Regions from separate parts of the Homo sapiens genome. Here region 2 is linked to region 1. The links are chromatin loops, found by intact Hi-C in ENCODE. Cell type or tissue: GM12878. All regions are shown on one strand.

Region 1 (8,000 bases):
CCTGTTTTGTTCCGATGTAATTACCGGTGCATGCAGCCCCCAGACACGTACCCCCCACTTGCTCAATCAATCATGCCCCTCTCATGTGCACCCCCTTAGAGTTGTGAGCCCTTAAAAGGGACAGAAATTGCTCACTCGGGGAGCTCGGCTCTTGAGACAGGAGTCTTGCCAATGCCCCCGGCCGAATAAACCCCTTCCTTCTTTAATTCAGAGTTTGAGGACTTTTGTCTGCGGCTCATCCTGCTACAGCATAAGCCGCCAAGCCCGACCATAAAACATGTTTTAAATTAGAAGATGTTCTTTGCACTTTTGTTTTTCTGGAGGAATGTCATGGTACACAGAGTGAAGACCTAACTTAAGGAGGCCTTGGAGCCTGTCAAGCATACAATGATTCAGGTCTGTACCGGGCTGTGGCACTGCCTTCACTCCCCTCCACCCTGGGCAGAGGCAGAGGGCAGGAGAATCTGGTGAGCTGAGGCCACATGTCCACCTGGTGTGGCTGGTGTGGTCCACACAGCTGGAATGATAAAAGCACCGCACTCATCCGTGCCAGGCCCGGTGCTACTCATGCTTCTCCTTCACTCTTCACCACATTCCCAGGACTGAAGCATTGGTTTATTCCCATTTTCCAAAAAAGGAAACTGAGGCTCATAGTGTTTAAGCCTCAAGCCTCAGGCCACCATGAATACTTCTCATCTGCAAAAGAGAACACCCAAATGTGCCCACCCACCCTACAGATTCTTGGAGGTCTGGCTCACTTATCTCCAAGAAAGCCCCCTCTGGACCATCCAGAAGCCACGAGATGGTAACAGTGCTTCCTCTGCAGGGGCTCTGATCGACCTTGGGTCTGCAAGGGGTAGCAGTCAGGGGTCACCTGAGCCTAGCTCAGTGGGTGTGCTCCTCACACTGCATGACCGCATGCTGTGGGTGGGCCTGTGCACATGTGTGTTTGTGCACACAGAGGAAACGAGTGTAGGCGGGGATCAAGGTCATTTTTACAAACAGAAAAGCTGCAGCATCTCCATAACTCAGCTTGTGGGCTAGACAGTCACCACAGAAAAAAGGAAGCCAGACCAAAACTGAACCACTGGACTACTGCAAGCCCGCCCCAGCAGGGAGCCAGTGCAGGACCCCTGTGAGAAATGGGAACTCTGTACTATCTTTATAGCTTTTCTATAAATCTAAAACTCTTCAAAAATAAAGCATTTATTAACAACAATGACAACAAAAGCATTGACTAAGCTCTGTGAACTGAGAATTTTGTTCTTTACCAAATGGGGATTTCTAACACATCTTTTCAAGTGGTTTGGCAGCATCTTGGAGCTTCCCATTGCTAACAGCGTGCTAATGACAACTGCCCTTAAAGGAGGCCTCCTGCAGAGCGCCCGCTGCCCCCGTGACCCTCCTCCAGCTGTCTGTGAGATAAGAGTAGTGATAACATAGCTGCTCTTGGAGGAGCATTGTGTGACGGCCAAGGCCCAGAGGCCCCGAAGAGGAGGCACTGTTACCATCTCTATTTTACAGATGAGGAAACCCAGGCTCTAGAGGGTGAGAAAATGCCAGAGCTGGACCTACAGTTCTGCCTGATTCCAAAGTTCAAATCTTAACCACTGCTAAAGAAATAAAGCGGTATATATACATATATACATATACACACACACACATACATACATACATACATATGTATATATATATATATACACACACATATACATGCATACATATATATATATATATATATATTTTTTTTTTAATTGAGACACGGTCTCACTCTGTTGCCCAGGCTGGAGTGCAATGGTGCAATCATAGTTCACTGCAGCCTCAAACTCCTATACTCAAGCAATCCTCCCACTTCAGCCTCCTGAATAATTGTGATCACAGGCACACACCACCATGCCCAGCTAACTTTTTATTTTATTTTATTTTTGTAGAGGCAGGCTCTCGTTATGTTGCCCAGGCTGGACTCAAACTCGTGAGCTCAAGCAATGCTTCTACCTTGGCCTCTCAGAGTGCTGGGATTACAGGTGTGAGCCACCATGCCTGGCCTCATATATTTTATAAATATGAAGGCTCTCTGTACCTCATCCCAAAGGGTGTGGTTTATTACCATCTCTCAGGATTTTACACACTCAGGAAACCCACATACTTCGAGTTCTAGGAACCAAACCCATAGGCCAGAATATGGCTGCCCTCCAAAAAGTACTGTGTGCAGTCTTTGTTGTGAAGTGCCTTCTCAGGGTGGCCCCAAGGTTTTCCCAGACTCTTCCATATTGGTGAGGTTCTGTGTGTCTCCAGGGCTGTCAGAGCCCTCATGCCTCAGCCATCCCTGTAAGGGCAGGAGGACAGGCACAGACAGGTAGACACTGACTCCCTTTCTACCTAGGTCACATGGCACATGGCAGGGCAGACAGGACCACATCCAGACCAGGGCTGTGGTCACCAGGGAAGTCCATTAAACCACTGCATTATGTGACATTCTCTAGAAGGCACCTGGGCAGGGAGGCCAGGGCAACTTAGGTTTAGGGCCAGGTTAACTGCCATGGCTTTTGGGGAGAGAAAGTGACCTAAAATATATAGATACAGGAATTTAATACAAATATGACAGCACACACTTGAATATGATTTGTAGGTTCTGACAACTCAGATGAACCTGGCTTTTCATGAAATCAGCGCTAACCAAAGCGGGCATGTATAGCAATGGGAGCCCTTTCCTTCATCCCAACCTAGATCATTCCCTAATCCCTTTTCTATCCCATCCCACTCAGAACTCAGCTCTCAAGAAGCTCAGTTTCATGATGACCTTGAATTTAATCTACCTTCCCTCGGTGCTTTAAGAGTATTTTTTCTACACTAGATTGATTTACAATGCCTTGTTTGTTTCTTTGTAAGCATTCTTGAGCCTTTCTCAGGCGTCTATGTCAAGGCTTTACCTAAACTAATTGTATTGGGCCACAGCTGTGCACAGGGTAACCAAGAATTCTGGTCTCCCTGGGACCATCCCAGGTTTCAAGTCTGGGCAAACCTCTCAGCCCCAAGAAAACCAAGAGGGTTGGTCAGCTTAGCTATGAAGCTCCTCTTCAGAAGCCTTTCCAGCTGGTCATAGCTAGAGCAGTATTGTCAGTAAGTGGTGTAGACCCTCACATGTGGTCCTTGGAGAGCAACAAGGTGTCCCCTGGGAGCTTATTAGACATGCAGACTCTCAGGCCCCACCCGGCCCTGCTCATCAGAATCTGCTCTTCAGCACAGTCCCTGGGGGCTCCTATGCTTGTCACAGTGGAGAACAGCTGTGCTGGTGGGGAGACTTCCTGCTGAGAAACACAGTGTGGATGACATCTGCTTTTGAGGCACACTTCCAGGGGAGTCCCCCATTTGAACTTAGCCCAAAGCTTTTGGGAAGCCAGTAAAGCACTAGACTAGACCAATTTGAAACCATCCTAACTGGGGCAGAGATCAGTGATAGTCTCCAACAAGGCTCAGGAGGGCTGCAGGCATGTAGGGCACCCAGCAGAGCCCCCACACAGGCCTTTTCTCTCTGAGAATGCAAGGGAAAGAGAGGAATGGCCTCATATCTGCTCTAATTATACATACATATATATATATGTGTGTGTGTGTATCTCTATATATACACATTATATTATATATATACATTATATTTTTTATATGTGTGTGTATATATATATATATATATATATATGAAATTTTTTTTTTTTGAGACAAGATCTCAGTGTTGCCTAGGCTGGAGTGCTGTGGAGCAATCACAGCTCACTGCAGCCTTGACCTCCAGGCTCAAGCAATCCTCCCACCTCAGCCTCTCCAGTAGCTGGGACTACAGGCACTCGTTGCTAGGCCTGGCTAATTCGCTTTTATTTTTAGTAGCGACGGGGTCTCACCATGTTGCCCAGACTGGTCTCAAGCTCCAGAGCTCAAGTGATCCTCCTGCCTCAGCCTCCCAGAGTGCTGGGATTACAGGCGTGAGCCACTGCCACGGGCCTCTAATTTGCATATAATGACAAATGATTCACAGGTGTTGGCACCTTAACTATTGTTAGCTAGAAGTTATTTTTGACACCTCATTTCTGATCTTAATACCCTGCAGTTCTCAACTTGGGTGTTTATCAGAAGCTCTATAGAGCTTGTTGTTGTTGTTTTAAAATGCCTGGGGCACACCTCATACTTCCTGATTCAGGGTCTGTGGTGAGGGTCCAGGTTTCTGTAATTTGGGGATGTCCCCGGGTGGTTCTGAGGGGCACCCAGGGACAAGGCCACCAGGAGAGGATCCTGCGCCGCGTTCAGCCCTGGCCTCTCGCTGCCATGCTGCCTGTAACCAGGTGGGGGCGCCCTCTCCCTCCTGGAGCTGAAGGGACAGCGCCGCCGCTCACCTACCTGGACCCGCACGCTCTTTTTTGCAGAGGGAGGGAGGTGTGGTTTATGAGTCTGGACTCCGGAGAACTCAAACCCTCGGGAGGCCTAGAGACTGCGCAGTGTCCGGATATAGAAATATTGACCCCGTTACTGAAACAGTAACAGCAGACTGCAGCTTTTCATGCACAGAGATGTTCCCGAAGGTGCCACGGGGCCTGTTGGCCCAGGCCTGGGAGTGCTTTCTCAGAGCCCTTCACTCTGCACTTCAGTTTCCGCCCCCCGCCCCCCGTCCCCCGCCCGCTATGACTTGACTTTGAGAAGAGCTCAGGTGAGGTGAAGGCTCAGTGCAGGACTGTGGGACTTTTTCTCATAAAGTGTCATGAAAGCTCCTCCTAGGAGCCTTTGTGGACACAGCCTCCCCTACGGTGCCCTTGGGGCTTTAGAGGTGAGCTTCCAGGGGCCGGGCGACCCGCACTCCCTTCCCTCTAGACCAGATGGAACTGAAGGCGCTGCGGCTGAGGAGCTGCCTGTGGAGCACAGAGCGGGGCACAGCGACAGAGAGGGCAGGCAGGGGGCCTGGCTCCAGCCCCGGCTTCCTAGGAAGTTGTGACCCTACGGCCCTCTCGGGACTCAGCTGTCCTTTCCATGTAGGATGGGTTGGTGCAGGTGATCTCCGCCTTGTGCTCTGGCTTCAGCAAGCCGTGATTCCCCGAGTGCTTTCATGTGGAGAAGGGTCCCTGTCCGCTAATGCCCCGGCAGAGAATACACGCAGGGCACATGCGTGCAAACAGACTTAGGACCCAGGTTCTGAGGAGTACGTTCCGGAAAGCTCATCTGCCCTTCTTCCCTGCTGGAGGCACAGGCCACTCCCACCCCAGCAATGGTCCCAACACTGGGGACTCTCACCCATCAATGTCCTTGATGTGCCAGGCACTGTGCAAACTCTTTGCACATGAATCTCACTCCACCCTTCCCACAACTCCATGAGGAAGTATCACTATCCCCATTTTGTTTTATCTTAGTTTTAGAAGACAATTTTTATGTCAGTTTAAGCTATCAAATGTACCAGGTCTGCTGAAATGTATAATTTTTGCCTTTTTCCCTGTTGGACTAAAATAGGGCCAATTGTGTCACCATTTGGCTTATAAAGTATCAAGCATTTTTCCATTAAGAATGAACAGATCACCGGGTGTGGTGGCTCATGACTGTAATCCCAGCACTTTGGGAGGCAGAGGTGGGCGGATCACAAGGTCAGGAGTTCGAGACCAGCCTGGCCAATATGGTGAAGCCCTGTCTCTACTAAAAATACAACAATTTGCCGGGCATGGTGGCGTGCACCAGTAGTCCCAGCTACTCGGGAGGCTGAGGCAGAAGAATTGCTTGAACCTGGAAGGCAGAGATTACAGTGAGCCCAGATCGCGCCACTGCACTTCAGCCTGGGTGACAGAGCAAGACCCTGTCTCAATAAGAAAAGAAAGAAAGAAGGAAGGAAGGAAGGAAGGAAGGAAGGAAGGAAGGAAGGAAGGAAAGAAGAAGAAGAAAAAAGAAAAGAAAAGAAAAAAAGAATGAACAGATCTCCCCAGCACTTTGGGAGGCCCAGGCAGGAGAATCGCTTGACCCCAGGAGTCCGAGACCAATCTGGGCAACATAGTGAGACCCTGTCTCTACAAAAAAAGTTTAAAATTAGCTGGATGGGGTAGCACATGCCTGTGGTCCCAGCTACTCAGGGGAGCTGAGGAAGGAGGATCTCTTGAGCCTAGAAGGTCCAGGCTGCAGTGAGCCAAGATTGCACCACTGCACGGCACTCCAGCCTGAGAGATAGATCGAGACTCTGTCTCAAAAAAAAAAAAAAAAAAAAAAAAAAGATGAACAGATCTCAAGGTGGGACCAAATTAAGATTGGATTTTAAATCATCACCAAGTATTTAACACCTCTTTATCACATAACTGATTACCCTTAGAGGAAACTGAACTCTTCTAGAACATCAGTTACAGGCATGATTCAGTGTGACAGTGCATCGCAAAACAATGAATTCTAGGGTTTTTTGGTTGGGTTTGGTTGTTTGGCTGGTTGGTTTTTGTTTAGTTTTGTTTAGTTTTGTTTTGTGGGATTGGTTGTTTTGTCTGGTTTTGTTTGTCAAAAATTCTGGACATAAATGGCTCAAGATTTTGCTTAAAACTGCTGGAGCATCATCAATATATATTATTTCAAACTGCACCCTCACCTGCCCCACCCACCCTTCAGCCTCTGGGAATGGGAGTTGGGTGCTGGATTTTGAGGTCTGTGAAAACTCTTGAACAGTGAGATCTGATGAGCTTCTAGACTACAGAACACATGGAGGTGCTGGAGGGTGGGTGCCCAGAGAGGACGTGGAAGCCCTACCCCCTGCCCCACCCCTACCTCGCCCTATCCATCTCCCATCTAACTGTTCCTGAGTTGTGTCCTTTATAATAAGCTGGTAAATGTAGTGTTTCTCTGAGATCTGTGGGCCATTGAATCTGTGGGCCATTCTAGCAAATTATTGAGCCCAAGGGAGGGGGCCATTGGAACCGCTAACTTATAGCTGTTTGGTCAGAAATACCTGAGACCCAGACTTGCCATTGGCATCTGCAATGGGGGCAGTCTGGTGGGACTGAGCCCTGAAAGTGTGGGATCTGACAGGAGCTGCAGCTTGATAGTGTCAGAATTAAATTGTAGGACACCCAGTTGGTGTTGGAGAATTGGTCACTGGGGGAAATAACCCAGACCTCTGGTGTCAGAAATGTTGTGTGGGTGTAAAGAAACTGTTTTTCTCATCTACCCAAGACCTTGTTTTCTGGCTAACTCCTACTTGACCTTCAAAACCCAACTCACGGCTCACCTCCTGGGGATCCTTCCCTGATCCCCAAGGTGCGAGGTAGGTGGTGCTCTTACGTGTGTTCCCTGAGCACAAGCACATGTACTTACCTCTGTCAAAGCACGGAAGACACTAAATGGCCATGATCAATTTTTTTTTTTCTCTCTGAGTCTTAGAGAGCAAGACTGTGTCTTAGACAACTTGGGATCCCAACACCTGGAACACAGCTTGGCACATCACAAATGGGTAGTTTTGGTTTGTCAGTTCGATTACCTTGTATAGAGCCAGCGCTTGGAATAGCATGAGGTGTGGAAAGGAGCTGACGTGCTCACCTCATCAGTAAGGCGGCACAGCATGCTGGCACTAGTATGGGCTTTGCAAACAGTCAGACTTGGGTCCAAATCTCTGCTTTACCATAACTCACTAGTTGTGTGCCTCTGGGCAAGTGTTTTAACCTCTCTGAACTTCAGTTGTCTGGACAAGCAACCAGGCGAGTGAATAATGTAACTTGCGATAAGGAGGAGGGAGGAGCAGGTCTGGGGAGGAGGATGTCATTCCTGCAGCCTTCTGACTGGAAACTCCTGTAGACAATGGATAGATGATCTGGGAAGAAGACATTAGAGATCTGGGGTCACCAACAGGTAATGACAGTGGAAGCCACAGAGGTGAGTGAGGAGGAGGTGTCTGGAGGGGCAGGTGGAGGGGAGCCTGCAGGGTAGAGTGAGGTGAGCAGAGGGTCACAGGCGGACAGTCACCAGCGAAACAGAGTGTGCGGGGAGGGGGTCTCTATCTTCATGACTTT
Region 2 (8,000 bases), 290 kb after region 1:
TGGAATATCCAAAATGCATTTCTTGTTCTTGAACACAAGTCAAAAGATGTTAGGTAGACAACAAAATATGTGCATTATTTTCCTTGCATGTCCTCCTTGATTATGCAAGTCAGTTTAATGCCACATATACCTAGAGTAAATTCTGTGAAAATTTAATTCACATTGGTCTGTGAATTCACTTGCCTCTAGGTGAAACTATTTGTTATTTAAGTCCCTGGAGAACCTAAGTAAATTTTCTAGGTTTTTGTATAAGTGAACATACCACCTTATACAAAAGGGGTAGAGTCCTAAGCAATCTTTATCCACCATATATGCACCATATATGCAAAGGTAAGCAGTGGAAGGAAATGGGCAATGCTCCATAAAACCTTTCAATTCCACTCCCAAGGTCTTCATCTCTTTATTATTTTTCACAAGGATAAAGTAGTCTTAAGAACACATGCTCTAAGAACACTTTGAAAGGAGTCAATTTGTAGATCAAGGCACACAGGCTAAAAATAAGGGATTAAAAAAAAATCAAACAGAATTCTGTCCAAGGTCTAAACCAAAGTTTATACGTAATATCAGTCCTGATCAAACTTACCCTTTTCTTGACAAGAAACAGTTATATTAGTTAGGACTCTAACTCCATGAGCTGCAATGCCCCTGTTATTATGGTAACAGCACTCTTGGGCTAATTTGACTAAATCAGAAGATCTGGGAGAAGAACTCACATTTCCTAAAAAAGCAGAGAAAAGTAGTAGAAATTGTAATTCAAATAGTTCAAAAGCAGTTCAGCTCATAGGTTCAATTTTCTTAATTTTTGAGAAAAGTCTCTAACAATAAACTTCAACAAAATTTCCTACCACAATCCCACTATCAATACATATCAGCATTTCTCTCCATTAAGGTACTTGAAATAGGTATGTGCCAACAGTTTCGTAATGACTAAGATCTAAAATCAACGTATAATTTCTTAAAAAATATTAATAAAAATTGACTAACAGTACAAAAGCCAAAACAACTATCCTAAGAGTTCAAATGAATTCTGATTAAAACAGGTATCATTATAGGCCTCTTGTCAGACAAAACCATACTTTCAAGATAGGAGAGAAAAGAGAAAAAAATTTAAATTTGCTTTTTTTTTCCATCTCAGATTGCTGACACACATTTATACCTCATATGAATTCGTGATTGTAGAGCTGGAAAGAATTTTGGGATCATCTGATTTAACACACCCTATTTTTACAGGTGGAATCAAAGCCCAAAGCCCCAAAATTTTAAGAATCTTGCCATTAAGTTCATAAAACTTATCAGTCATGTTCTAATGCCCCTGTTATTATACTCTTCTGCTTTATACCTTAAATTCCATGCTATAGATTGCAGCAATTTTTAAAATTCACATTTGAAATTCTGGAATGCAAGGTTCATGTTGTAACTATTGTAATTTACAGTAGAGAAGCCCTCAGTTATAACTGAATAAGCTTCAAGAAAACAAGGAGATTAGGGCTTGTTCAACTACTTAAAAGAGTCTCCCATTCCTGTCTTCTTTTCCTCTGCTTATTTTTCCATGATTCTCGTCAACTTCAACTTTGTTTCTCATACCAAGGGTGACCGTATTTTTTGAGGCTGAAAGAGACGCTACTAAGAATTACAATAGACATAAACCATGAATATCTGTGGTGACATGGGACCTATGGTCACTTTGTTGATTTCTGGTTTAATATAATACAAGTTTAAGAGAGAGCCTCAGTGTTTTTTGGGTTTTTGTTTGTTTTGTTTTGTTTTTTTTTTGAGACAGAGTCTCACTCTGTTGCCCAGGCTGGAGTGCAGTGGTGCGATCATGGCCTACTACAGATCACAGCTCACTATAGTCTCAAACTCCAGGACTCCAGCGATCCTCCCACCTCAGCTTCCAAGTAGCTGAGAATACAGGTGCATGCCACCATACCTGGCTAATTTTGTTATTTTTTTTTGTAGAGATGGGTCTTGCTTTGTTGCTCAGGCTGGTCTCAAACTCTTGGCTTCAAAAGATCCTCCCATCTTAGCCTCCCAAAGTGTAAGCCACCATGCCTGGCCCCTTCAGTGTTTTTAAGTTAGGCAAAACATTAGAAAGATGAAACTATATCTTTATTTTTTCAAAACTGTGGAAATTGTATTTCCTCTATTCTTTTTGTCCATGTGATATGGACAATGCGGAGTCATCTATAAATTTACAAACATGTTTTATAACTTGTTTTTTCTTTGTTTTATTCCTACCAACACTCACCATAGAAAACTCAGAAAAAAAACCCAGAAAAATCCAAAGAACAATACAAAAATCATACCAAATTTCACAAACCAGCATGACCTTACTGTTAATTTTCTGAAATATTTCTTTTAAATCTTTTTCCCCCTATGTACAACAGTACAATTTAAAAACTCACATATAATCAGGATATGTAGATACTGGCCAATATTCTGCTTTTAAAATCTAATATTTCTGAGCCTTTTCCTATGTTTTCTAGGAATAAGATTATTTTTAATTTAATTTTTATTTATTTAGTAATGATTTTCTAAGATAAACTCACAAGGCTTACAAGGTACAACAAAGAGTAGAAAATGGTAAAAGGCTAGTGAGAGAAAAGTTTTCCTCCCCCACCCAATGTTATCAGCTTCTTGTGTATCATTCCAGAGTCCATAAATTTACAAGCACATTTATTCCTTTCTTTCTTTTTCCTTTTCACATACTGTTTTCCATCTTGTTTTATTTCTCTTTAAATATTGTATCATGGAGACTGCTCCGTGCCATATTTTCTTTTTAGTAAACTGCATTGATTTTTATTGCAGTGATGTGTCATAATTTCTTTGAGTCCTCTATTGATGATCTTTTAATGCTATTACATCCTCTACTAAGAAATAATATTTTGCTATTATATAAAATGGTGCTCAGAATAATCTTGTATATATGCCATTTCTCAATGTGTGACTATGTAAATAAGATAAATTCCTAGAAGTGGAAAGTCTGGGTTATCTGTAATTTAATGAGTATTTCCAAATCATCTATGTACAAGTTTAATAATTTATATTCGCAGCAGTAATGACTGCTTACCCACACCCTTGTCAACACACCATGTTTATCAAACTTCTAAATCCTTGCCAATCTGATGGATTAAAATTATTTCAAGTGTTGTTTTAAGGTGCCTTTTTCTTAAATATGTCTGATATTGAACATCTTATATATTTGAGCCATTTGTTAGTGATGATTTAGACATACTAAATTTAAGTTTGCTTTTTAAACTACTTTTGGCTACATTGAAAAAACATAATAAACGGAAATAAAGATTTACCATTATTTATGGAAATAATGTAACTTTGGAAAATCCTTGATTTTATTTTTTATAAATATTATCTATTTATTTAAGCCTTTGCTTAATTCCATATATAAGCCAAAATTAACAAACTTCAATAAAAGGACAAATACCTAGCTTGAAAAGTGTTTAAGTATTATAACCCAACATAATGCTAATACATGTCTTTGGAATTAAAAAATAAAGAAAAAGAAAGTTATTGTGCATGTAAGTCAGTTTGGTACAAAAAAGAGAATTCTGAGTCAGACCGCTGAGTTCAGGCCTAGGCTCAGACACTTCACAACTATGTGAACTTTGGACATACCGTCAAACCTTTGTGAGTCTCAGTTTCAATACTTATAAACTCCTTTGCATATGCCTCACTTGAAAGGCTACTTGTATGGGAAAGCTCTCATCTATTATATGATTAAGACTTTGTCTATCACAGCTCTTTCAAAGTGCAATGTTGGTGAAGGATGTTAACTGCAAGCTAAGAAACACACTGGGTGATTTATGCAGAAAAAGAATACATTGAAAGCACCCTAGGTATATGGTACGTTGTTTATAAAGAAGGCTGTGATAATTTCTCACATCCCTTGTGGACATGCTCCTTTACCATGTGATCTTCCAATTCCATGTGACTTGCTTTGGCCAATAAAGCATTGGAAAACAGGCTGCAAGCAAAAGGTTGACAAATGCTTTTGTGTTGGTGGCTTGCTTTCTTTTGGCTCCAACCAACATCCTGAAAACAAACCCAAGTTAGCCCACCAAGAGTCACATGGATAAAAACTAAGGTGCCTCAGCAGAAAGCCTTTCAATTTCTAGCATGTGAATGAGGCCGTCTTAGACCATCCAATCCTGGTCATACATGACCATAATCACACAAGTGACCCCAAGTGAGGCCAATAGGACTGCCCACCTGAGTACAGTCAAAATGGTTGATTGACATAATTAGAGCAAATAAAAAGGTCATGGTTTTAAGCTACTCGGTTTGGGGTGATTTTGTTATGTAGCAATAGATAACTGATAATGTACTTCAGAGAATCACTGGAAAGCCTGCAAAACTAATAGAAAAACAAGGTCAGAAAATAAATAAGAAAAACGCCAGGGAGCAACCAAGACCACAGCCCAAAAGACCATGCATGGAATTAGTCCAGTGAGGACACAGCAGCCATTGTTACTGATTATTTCATGTCACAGCTTAACTTCTGTTACAGGGTACCAGACATAGCAAACACCCACTGCTAGAGTATATTCTGGAAACAAATGTTGCTCTGTCATTGCTACATCACCATATCCCCATTCTCTCATATCCCTACTTTCTTGTTGTTACTGGCTCCCAATTCAGTCTGTGGCATGGAAATGATTAGTTGAGTCCAAGCCACATGTAAGCACACTAGCTGGAAGGGAGGTGTGACAACGGAGTATCAGGTCTTTTTAGCTTCCTATTAAGACTTACGTGGCAGGGAATTCCCTACACCTAGAAAGTATCATATACTATGCGGCCATAAAAGGGACAAACAAATGTACATTACAGTTCTTTAATTCAAACTAACTGACTACAAAAGGAAGCAATAGAGGTTCCGCAAAACTTGCATTAAAACAAAACAACCAGCCTGGGCACAGTGGCTCATGCCTGTAACCCCAGCACTTTGAAAGGGCAAGGTGGGTGGATCACTTGAGGCCAGGAGTTTCAGACCAGCTTGGGCTGAATGGTGAAACTCCATCTCTACTAAAAATACAAAAATTAGCCAGCCATGGTGGCGGGCGCCTGTAGTCCCAGCAACTCGGGAGGCTGAGGCAAGAGAATTTCTTGAAACTAGGAGGTGGGGGTTGTAGTAAGCCAAGATCCCCCCACTGCACTCCAGCCTGGGTAACAGAGTGAGACTCTGTCTTAAAACAAAACAACAACAACAACAAAAAAAAACCCAAAATGACAAAAAAGTTTAGCTTTAAGTCTGTTAGGTAAGCAAGCTCCTTACCGGGCATTAATGAAAGCATTTTAGAGTTAATCATCTTGAATAGGTAACTAGGAAAGTGTTATTGGGCTGGAGTCAAGTTTTATTTTAATTGTTTTCCAGAGAAATAATATGCACCTAAAAGGAAGCATATGACATTTGCTTTTAAAACTCACTACTACTTGACCTTTGAAATGTACTTAAATTCAAAGGGCACTTTGAGTCAGAGATACACAAAAGCAAACCAACTATTTTAAGCATCCTCAAAAATATTTTCACCCACATATAATTCAAAAAAAAAAGGACAAACCTAGAAAAATATATTATTGACTTAAGATCAAGGATGCGAGATGTTGTTATCATAGGCATTAGTTAAGAAATCATGTTCAAATAAATCACTAGCATGCAATGGAGTATGAGATTTTTTTCCCTGATGTTAAAGCTTTATAGAAGAAACAACCTGAAACATAAATATGGATAAAGGAGTTAGCACATTATTTATATGGTATCTCCTGTCTTTTCCTTACCTGGAACTATACTGAAGTAATGTTTGATGGCGATGGTCCCTGATAGTGTGGAAAGGACAGACAACATCCCTAGTTTTAAGCTGTCATAAGGAGTCTGGAGGGCACACTCACAAAGTGCCTGGAATGCAGAAGAGAAATGAATATAGAAGTTAAAACATCAATATACTTCTAAACTGTCTACTCCATTTACATTTTCTGGCTTTTAGAAAAATTATATATTAAGGACTTTTTTTCATGTTAAAAAACTTAAATCGAGGCCAGGTGCAGTGGCTCATTCTGGTAATCCCACCAGTTTGGGAGGCTGAGGTGGGAGGATCACTCTAGCTCAGGAGTTTGAGACCAGCCTGGGCTCAAAGTGAGGCCTTGTCTCTACAAAAATTCGAAAAATTAGCTGGGTATGGTGGTACGTGCCTGTGGTCCCAGCTACTTGGGAGGCTGAGGCAGAAGGATCGCTCAAGCCCAGGAGGTCGAGACTGCTATAAACCATGTTCACGCCACTGCACTCCAGCCTGGGGGACAGAGCAAGACCCTGTCTCAAAAAAAAAAAAACAAAAAAAGCACTAGGTCAAACTTCCAAACTCTTTAGGGGAGCCTCAGGAGGCAGGATAACTAAATGTAAACTATGTTGATACATAAAAACGACACTAGGGAAAAACTAAAGAATTATGAATAAAGAATGAACTTTGGTTAATAATAACAATGTATCAATATTGGTTCATTTATAACAAAAGTACTATACTATTGTAACATGTCAATAATAGGGGAAATGGTGGGGGAATGTGGGAACCCTGTGTACTATCGTCTCGATTTTTCTGTAAATGTAAAACTATTCTGAAACCCCCACCATATTTTGCTTAGGAGAGATATGAATATTATTTCATATATGTGTAATTTTTAAAAATAACAGGGAATATGGAATTCTATCTGGTTTCTAAGTGAACAGAGCTATCTTCCTCCCATTTCTGGCATTTACTCTACTCTTGACCAGGTAGTTTGAAGTATTACCAAAAATAAGATGCTAGTTTTTCTTTCAATGCAGTGAACTATGAATACATAATCACAGTACAGTGACTCTTGCCTTATCCTTTATCACATGATTCTGTATCATATAACTGCATGTAATATAACAAGTCAAATAACTGTTTTGTTAAATTAATTTCCATTCTCCCACAAAGATAAAGGTTCAGAAAATAAGCAAAACTTAAAGTCTAAGGAAAAAAGTTAAAAATAACATTTCAGAAAGGGTTAAAATAAATTTAATATGACCATCAATAAAATTGTCAACAAAACTGCAGGATGATTTAGATTATCTGATTTTAAAGATCATGTGGAAAAATAAAAATCAGAAAACATCCAGAAAAACTGGCAAGGAATAGATTCAAATATATACTAGAATTTAATATATGATAATGGCATTTTAAATTAAAGATACCAGTTAATCAAAACTACAAAGACAATTAACCAGTCATTTGGTAAAATAAAACTATATCCCTGTTTTTTTTTTTATGGCAAATAAAAAACCAAAACTGTAAAAAGTACTATGAGGTAACATGGAACAATACAAAGTAAAAAGATAATTGGCAAACCTAGAAAAACATATTCACATCATATAACATCAATTAAGGACCAAGAACCTTAATATATAAAAAGTTCTGGCTGGGCACAGTGGCTCACGTCTGTAATCCCAACACTTTGGGAGGCCGAGGCAGGAGGATCGCCTGAGGTCAGGAGTTCGAGACCAGCCTGGCCAGCATGGTGAAACCCTGTCTCTACTAAAAACACAAAAATCAGCCGGGTGTGGTGGTGCACACCTGTAGTACCAGCTACTCAGGAGGCTGAGGCAGGAGAATCGCTTGAACCCAGGAGACAGAGGTTGCAGTGAGCCAAGATCGCGCCACTGTATTCCAGCCAGGGCGACAGAGCAAGACTCCGTTTCAAAAAAAAAAAAAAAAAGTTCTTACTAATAGGCAAAAACTCAATAAAAATTTGGTATTTCATAGAAAGAATGTAAACAAATGTCTTTTAAATAGTCTAACCTCATTCATACTTTGAACATTTTAAATTAAAATGTGTCACTTTTTACCTATCAGATTGACCAAGGTTAAAGTTTGATAATACATAACACTGAAGAATATGGGGAAATAGGTGCTCTCATTGTTGTCAGAAGAGTAAAATGGTGTAAATCTCTTTGGTGAGTCATTGGTATT

What was found. Hi-C counts contacts between places; a loop is a spot of excess contacts. Peaks named below come from ENCODE experiments on the same cell type or tissue, not always from the same donor. Only the 100,000 strongest peaks of a DNase experiment are listed, where the experiment ranks them.
Region 2: a loop joins it to region 1, with 3 times the contacts of the local background. A loop is called at or near these places in 2 of 110 quality-filtered maps.

Annotation. Positions count from the first base shown.
Region 1 is chr1:211,694,334-211,702,333 of GRCh38, forward strand. No RefSeq gene overlaps it. Among named protein-coding and RNA genes, the nearest start is that of NEK2-DT, 23 kb to the left of the region's middle. RefSeq lists an enhancer at 926-1,425 and a silencer at 4,633-4,692. In GM12878, a CTCF peak has its summit at 4,339 (motif pointing right); DNase peaks (open chromatin) are centred at 1,028, 1,365, 3,238 and 4,398; H3K4me3 peaks cover 284 bases.
Region 2 is chr1:211,982,093-211,990,092 of GRCh38, forward strand. INTS7 (integrator complex subunit 7) reads right to left here. Exons shown (of 20, transcript NM_015434.4): 8 at 5,794-5,911; 9 at 584-718. Among named protein-coding and RNA genes, the nearest start is that of INTS7, 49 kb to the right of the region's middle. In GM12878, no CTCF peak of the experiment used is centred here; DNase peaks (open chromatin) are centred at 3,689 and 4,779; H3K27ac peaks cover 2,329 bases.